Linked DNA regions of Mus musculus: all the other regions are linked to region 1. Evidence: chromatin loops called from intact Hi-C (ENCODE). Cell type or tissue: heart. All regions are shown on one strand.

The links. Peaks named below come from ENCODE experiments on the same cell type or tissue, not always from the same donor. Only the 100,000 strongest peaks of a DNase experiment are listed, where the experiment ranks them.
Region 2: it touches region 1 in a loop (2.9-fold over the local background); 13 of 42 quality-filtered maps call a loop at or near these places.
Region 3: a loop joins it to region 1, with 8 times the contacts of the local background. A loop is called at or near these places in 30 of 42 quality-filtered maps.

Annotation. Positions count from the first base shown.
Region 1 is chr1:179,644,507-179,647,006 of GRCm38, reverse strand. No RefSeq gene overlaps it. Among named protein-coding and RNA genes, the nearest start is that of Sccpdh, 22 kb to the left of the region's middle. In heart, no CTCF peak of the experiment used is centred here; a DNase peak (open chromatin) is centred at 1,136.
Region 2 is chr1:179,846,403-179,848,902 of GRCm38, reverse strand. No RefSeq gene overlaps it. Among named protein-coding and RNA genes, the nearest start is that of Gm31668, 31 kb to the left of the region's middle. In heart, a CTCF peak has its summit at 1,032 (motif pointing left); a DNase peak (open chromatin) is centred at 952; H3K4me3 peaks cover 963 bases; H3K27ac peaks cover 755 bases.
Region 3 is chr1:179,734,065-179,736,564 of GRCm38, reverse strand. It overlaps Kif28 (kinesin family member 28), which reads left to right. Exons shown (of 23, transcript NM_001370897.1): 3 at 432-635; 4 at 2,167-2,202. Among named protein-coding and RNA genes, the nearest start is that of Kif28, 9.9 kb to the left of the region's middle. In heart, a CTCF peak has its summit at 1,279; a DNase peak (open chromatin) is centred at 1,874; H3K4me3 peaks cover 535 bases.

The DNA.
Region 1 (2,500 bases):
CACCAAAGTCTTGTCCCTTATTTGGCCATCTCCTCCTCCTGAGGCTACCAAGGGCCAGCTATCAAAATATTGAAGTCCAGCGATGAGTCACCTCACCCTAACACGGGGTTTCTCTCTTTACCTTTATAAACTGCCATTTGCCTATGAGTCTGTCTGTGTCTCTATCTAGGTTCAGTTAATGTCCCCAGGACAAACATCCCCGTCCCCTCTCCCTTGTTCCTCCTTTTTCCCTTGTCCTCTATCTTGTCTTTGTCTCTTATTTCGTGCCTTTGTCCCTCTGGAGCAAATCCCCTCTAGAACTTGGTCTTGAGGGTCCTGAGCTGATACCTTTTCTTACAGGAGTGAGAGGGTTCTGAGTGCCTCAGGGTAGTCTCTTTGCCAGCACTGAACCTGAAGGGAGATGTGAAGGGAGGTGTGAGGGGCCTGGCTACCTGCTGCCAGGAGGGAGCTGTGTGGTGAGAAGAGCAGCTAGCACAGTAGTGGGACTGCCAAGAGCCACCTCTACACGTTTGCATCCCCAGCCCAGGGCTCATCTATCCCATTGAGATTATCCTCAGATAGCCAGGTGATGTAAAGAAGAATTAAAAAAAAAAAAAAAAAAAGAACTCTGTTTCTAGTGTGTTTACACAAGTTAGCCAAATCTGTTTTTTTTTTTTGTTTGTTTGTTTTTTTGTTTTTTTGTTTTTTCAAGGCTCAAATACCTGTTTCCACCAGGAGAAAGAAACCACATATTTGTACAAAGTTTAATTTGAAGAATCATTCCTGTGATGGAGATTACAGTTGCAGGGGGGGGGGGGGGGGATCGGCTTAAGAAAATAATACAGAAAACCTTAATGAACACAAGGGAAGCAGATGTGAAAGGCAATCCAAGGACTGAGAGAACACAGGCTCCTGAGCCACATCACAGGATGGAGGTCTAGACCTGGGCAGATGTAACTCGCTGAATGGCAGGGAAACTGACCCCAGAGGGATTCGTTATAAATAGCACCGGTGTGAGAGGGTTCCCCCCTGGTCAGGCTGTGCTGGCCTGGCCTGTCCTCAAGGCAGGAGGAAGCTGGTGCTAGGGAACTGACCTAAACACCCCTAATACAGCAACTCTCCTTAGGGGAACAACCCCGGAGGAGGCTGAGCCTCATCAAGTGTTTTAAGATTGCCCTCTAGTGGTGAGGGGGGCTCATCGCCTGCATCTGAACCAGTGAGGGAGTCGGAGGAACCCTTAGGAGAGCCCAACCATCCAGAGCTGATGCCTGAGAAGAGCATAGCCATGTCAGGGATGGGAGGACAGGAGACAGGGGTGATGCCTCCAGAAATGGAGCTGGAGCCCACTCCAGGAAAGACCTCTCAGCCCCAGCCAGGAGGTGGTGGCACACGGCTTTAATCCCAGCACTTGGGAGGCAGGGGCAGGCAGATCTCTGACTGTGAGGCCAGCCTGGTCTATGGAGCAAGTTCCAGGACAGCCACGGCTACATAGTGAAGCCCTGTCTCAAAACATAAAATAACAAAATGAGTCACTCAACCCCAAGAGGAAGGGTCATGATTGTTAATAAGCTTCCAGAAACTTCTAATGAGACTGAGAAACCTCAGTTTAGTGCAAGATAGTGTGTCCCAAGTCCATATATTTATCGAGTCACTAATCAACTAACTGGTGTTGGGACATAGTGAGGCATCGCTGGGGGCAAACAGTTGGGCGTGGTGCGCAGTAGCCGTGGCAACTGTTATGTGCCAGGGTGACAAGGGCTGACGTGGTCTGTGTCAGCTTCCCATTAGTGCGACAAGTACCCGAGGTAAAGCAACTTTAAAAGCTGTTCACAGTTTGGGGGGTTTCAGCCAAATACCCATGCTGCTCTGGACCTGCAGTAGCAGGGGGTACCATGGTGGGAGCATGATGTTCACCCCAAGGCATCTGGGAAGTCACAAGAGGAATAGCAGGAACTAGGGGCTTGGGTCTCCTTCACGGTTTAAGACCTTCCACAAACCTCTACATTTTATTTTATTTTATTTTTAAGACAGGTTTTTGCTGTGTATCCCTAGTTGTCCTGGAACTCGCTCTTGTAAATCAGGTGTCCGGAAACTCGGAGATCTGCCTGCCCTTGCCTCCTGAGTTCCGGGATTAAAGGTGTGTGCCCCTACCATCCAGCTACCTTTCTAAAGCAGGTTGATCTCATTTATGTATATGAGTGTTTTGCCTGTGTGTACTAATATGAACCACATGCATGCAGTACCCAGGTGGGCTCTAGAGCTCCTGTAACTGGGAATGAATTACAAATGGCTGTGAGCTATCCTGTGGGAGCCAAACTGGGTCCTCTGCAAGAGCCACAAAAAAAAAAAAAAAAAAAAAAAAAAAAAATGGCTGAGCCAGCTCTCCAGCCCAAGGTTCTACCTTTTTAACATTCTACCGCCTCTCAAGAGCTGCAAAGAGAAATCATGTTTTCACGGTATCCCCCTGACACCCGAGACATCTACTGACTGATGGAGCCGTGAGCTGTCTTATTAATCTGAC
Region 2 (2,500 bases), 200 kb before region 1:
GATTTCCTTTTCAAAGTGGATTCTGTCAGGTACCTTGTTACAGCCATGTAGCGCCGACTCTCACACACAGCTATGCACCTCAGATCTTCGGCTCACGTTTGCTGAACTGAGCAGATAGATGCACAGATTCCCCAGGCTCAATTCCGAACACTGAGTGAACCAGGCGAGGTGTGCATACCTATAATCCCAGTACTCAGGAGGTGGAGGCAGGCAAGATGACGTTTAGAGTGAGTTTGAGGTTAGCCTGGGCCAAATGAGATCTGAAAACAAAACAAAACAAAACAAACAAACAAACAAAAGCAGGAGGAGGAGGAAAAGGACAGACCTGTCAGATTGGCAAGAAAGACAGATCCTCCAAGGGTTGTCATGTAGTAGATTCAGCTCTGCACACTAAATTACAAAAAACAGCCCTGGGGCTAGGGCAGGCCCTGGATTCTGAAGTTTGCTCCTTTGGCTATGGCATGCGTGCTGTACTTCTTTACCTGCTAGCTAGCCTACCCTCCTTCTTTGCCCCTTACCTTACTTGATAAATCTCAGCCTTTTGCTTACACACTTGTGAGCCTATCCCATAGCCTGTTGGAGCCCGTCTTCCTCTCTGGGCAGGCTCAGACTTTAACCGCGTTCCCAGGTCTACCCCCACCTCCAGAATCACCTGGGCTCAGCCTGTCTCATTCTTTGACCCTCAGGTCTGAGGTAGTCTAGAAAGAATGTCCCTGTTGGTCGGCAGCTTGGCTGGGAAAGGACAGCGCTGTCGCAGGAAGCCTGTGTAAAGCGGCCGCAACCAAAAATAAAGGAGGGCCCGCCACAAAAATTACTGACTCAGTCGAGGCCTCTGTCCCGGGAAACATTCCCCGGATAAGTCACACCCTCAGGCGGCCGAGGCTGCTCAGAAAGACCTTTTTAGAGAAACTGGAATGGGGGGTTGGGGGGAGGAATTTTCCAAGAAGTCCTGGGCGGGAAGCTAGGCTGGGCGATGGGGAAGTGAACGGCTAGTTTCCATTTGCTGCCACCTCCCGGGAGATCTGAGAACTGCAGGTCTGCCTGGGGAGCAGGGTCACCGGGACGAGCAGCCCTGAAGTTAGGTCCCACTTTGTGAGGCTGCAGTTGGAGGGAAGGTGACAATCACAGACCATTTTGATGCAAAGGAAGAAAGGAAAAGTGCAGGCTATGAGCCTTCCGTTTCCGGTAGGTTTTCATGTCCTCAATTTCTAAGCCAAAACACCTCCTGCCATTCCTCCCACTTTTCCCTTTTCCACTTCTCTCTCGACTGATGGGAACTCCCTTCCTCCTCCTTCCTAAACAGCTTTCTCCCATCAATCCATCCTGCTCAGGGCAGCCAGTTTAAAACCACTTAGTCGTTCATGGATGCCCAAGGTCCCATTGAACACCCAACTCCTCAGACCCACCCACAAACTCTTCCTCACCTTCAGGAAGTCACTCTTTCCAGTTCCGTCCACCGAGTGAATTTCTCCCCGTTCCTCTCTATCCGTTTCAACCCATTCACCCTTCAAATAGCAGCGCTCCCATCAATCACTGCTCAGGGAAAGTCCCTGACCTGCAAAACTCAGCTCCTTCTGCCATCCACTAACACTTCTCACACTATCTTCAAGGCCAGTACCACAGTCTAATGACTGTATCTACTCATTTAATTCGTATCTCATTTCCCCTAAACTGCAAATCCACTATCACTGACATATTAAATCTGACATAGTAGTAAATTCTGAATAATATTTGGAATGAAAGTCAGGCATAGTGGCTCATACCTATAAATCCAGCACTTGGAAGGCAGGAATTTAACATGATCACATACACACAGATCTATATAGCGTGTATACATTTTCATATATACACATGTATACATACACACATCCAATGTATATATATGTATATATCGTATATCTATACATATATATGTGTGTGTATTTATATATACACACATACATATAAACACATATACACATACATGCATACACGCACACACATACACACCCTGAGGCATTTTCTTTCTATCTTTCTTTTCTTTCTTTCTTTCTTTCTTTCTTTCTTTCTTTCTTTCTTCCTTCCTTCCTTTCTTTCTTTCTTTCTTTCTTTCTTTCAAGTAGGGTCTCTCTATGCTATCTTGGCTGTTCTAGAACTCACTATGTGGACCAGGCTGGCCTCGAACTTACAGAGATCTGCCTGCCTCTGCCTCCTGAATCCTGGGATTAAAGGCATCACCACTACTCCAGGCTATGTGGATTTTTCATATGCAAAACAGAAGAATGGTGAAGCCTGGCCTGCTCGGTGCATTAATAACTGTAGGCTTAGAGTTTTCAAAACCCACTTTTAATAAGGGGTTCTCAAACTCTCCGGCACCCCCCCTTCTAGCCCACCATCCAAAAGTAGGGGAGAAAAGATGGTAAACAGGACAAGGGGACGTGGGCCTGTTTAGAAGTAGTTCTTTGGGGCAACTCCAATCTCTGTTCATCATGATACCAGCAGTCCAGATTAGTAGTGTCAG
Region 3 (2,500 bases), 90 kb before region 1:
TGAGCCTTGAGGGGAGGGTTGTTTCTTAGAGTGTATCATTAGGCCGCTTTCTGTTTGTATAAAAAGCACCTGTGATAACCCAATTTGAATCAAGACTTCAGTGTTGTAGGCCATTACATTTTCAGCCTGTGGTAAAGTAATGCATTACATTACAGCGGTGTGTGTGGAAGGGGGCGGGGAAACTATAGATTTCATAACAGAAAAAATGAAAGACAGAAAAAGACTAGGGTGTTTTCACAGCCTCCCAACGCTACCAACCTGGAAGCTAAACCTTTGACACATGGACTGTTGTTGGGTGGCACCCTGGATACAAACTGTGGTTCTGTGGAGGGGGCTGTGTTGTGTCAGTGTATGCACAAATGCATATGTGTGTTGAGGAAACTTTCAGGAGAGTCACCGCCACTGGTGACATTTAACGGTATCGTTTCTAGAGCGATGTCTTCCATGATATCGGAAGGGGAATTCTAGACAGTGCCTGGCGAGGCTACAATGCTACTCTCCTGGCCTATGGCCAGACGGGCTCTGGAAAAAGCTACTCCATGATTGGCTTTGGCACAAACAAGGGTCTTATTCCAAGAGTGTGTGAAGAGCTCTTCCAAGCTATTGAGAAGCAAAAGGAAAATCTAGAACCCCAGGTATGCCTTAGTTATTCTAGATTCCCGTCTCCTGGGAATTTTACCTGTTCTTCTCCTTTTTCTTTTTTTTTTTTTAAGATTTATTTATTCATTATATGTAAGTACACTGTAGCTGTCTTCAGACACTTTTTCTTCTCTCTCCAGCCCCACTCACTCGATCTGGCCCAAAGATTTATCTATTATATGTAAGTACATTGTAGCTGTCTTCAGACACACCAGAAGAGGGCGTCAGATCTCATTACAGGTGGTTGTGAGCCACCATGTGGTTGCTGGGATTTGAACTCAGGACCTTCAGAAAAGCAGCCAGTTCTCTTAACCGCTGAGCCATCTTTCCAGACCGAATTTCACCTTTTCATTTTCCACACGTGGAAGGCACCATCGACTGTATTTTCAGGTTTATGCGTGTGTCCTAAAATAGGCAAATATTTATATATTGTATTATGTCATAGACGGTGCTGGGACTTGGACCTACCCTGATTTGGGCATAAACATGGGCTCAGTCTCTGAAGTTCACCCAGGTGCCAAGGGTGGGTCTTACTGTCCCTGGCTCAGGTGCCTCCAGAGCAAGCTTTGAATCCACTGAAAGTCGGTGGCCATCACTAGTGTGACTAGCTCCAAAACATGACAGTAAAATGTCCGCAAACACCCACAGGCACAGTCCTTGCTCTAGATGGCAGCAGAGATCAGACAAAACACAAGAAGACAAGACCCTGCACCTCTTGGTGCAGAGGAGGGGTATTTTTTTTGTTGTTGTTACTTGTTTTGACCAACTGTTGGTTGAATCCATACATACAGAACCAACCTATGGTTTGGTAGTGAGATGCCATTCTAGAAACTTCTGGATCACCTGGGTTAGTTATGTGCAATGAGTCATTTCTATAAAGCCCTTCCTAAAACCCTCCCTCAGCACTGAGTGGCAGAACCCGCCTCCTCTCCCCCTCCCGTCCCCCTCCCGTCCCCTTCCTCTTCCTCTCTCATTCCCTTCTCCTTCCCCTCTCCTTCCAATCTCATTAGTCTTCCTGCCTTAGCCTCCTGAGTGCTGGAATACAGTCCCTGTATGGTGTCCGTTTTGTTGTTGTTGTTTGTTTTGGATCTCTTATGTGAGTATATACATGTGTAAGTGATACAAAGGTACGTGCACACATGTCTGTACAGGTAGGTGTACATGCCTCTGTGCACACTTGTGGAGACCTGAGGAGGACCCCGATGGAGGACCTCCATCACTCTCCACCTTGGTCCCTTGAGAAGGGGAGTTCCCTGGTTTTTATCTAGACTGGCCGGCAGCAAGCCAAGCGCGCCACCTATCGGCAGCCTCCACAATTACAGGTGAGCGCCGGCAGCCCTGGCTTTTTTTGTGGGTTCTGGGATCCAAGCTCAGGTCCTCCTGCTTGAGCAGTGCCTCCCCAGACGATTTTGTGTCTTTTTATAAAATTCATTAAGAACAATGCAGTGTGACACATTTACTAGAGTATGTTAGTGTTTCCCTGTTATGTCTCTTCAAGACAATATTGACTCATTACTCTCTCTACAGGTTATGTTTAGCATGCTGGAAATCTACAATGAACAGGTACCGGGCTCTCTCTCTGTCTCTCTCTGTCGCTCTGTCTCTCTCTGTCGCTCTATCTGTGTGTGTGTGTGTGTGTGTGTCTGTTTCTGTCTGTCTGCCTGTCTCCCTCCCCAGCCTCCTCTGCGGAGAATCAAACCCGGGTCCTCGAACTCACTAAACAGTCTTTACCACTGAGCCACATCCGTCCTGAGAGCCCATGCTCTGACACACATACCTGAGTGACTTCATGAATTACTAACACCAAGGACTCTGGCTGCCTGTCATTCTGTAATGCATGTGCCTCCCCCCCCCCCGCCCC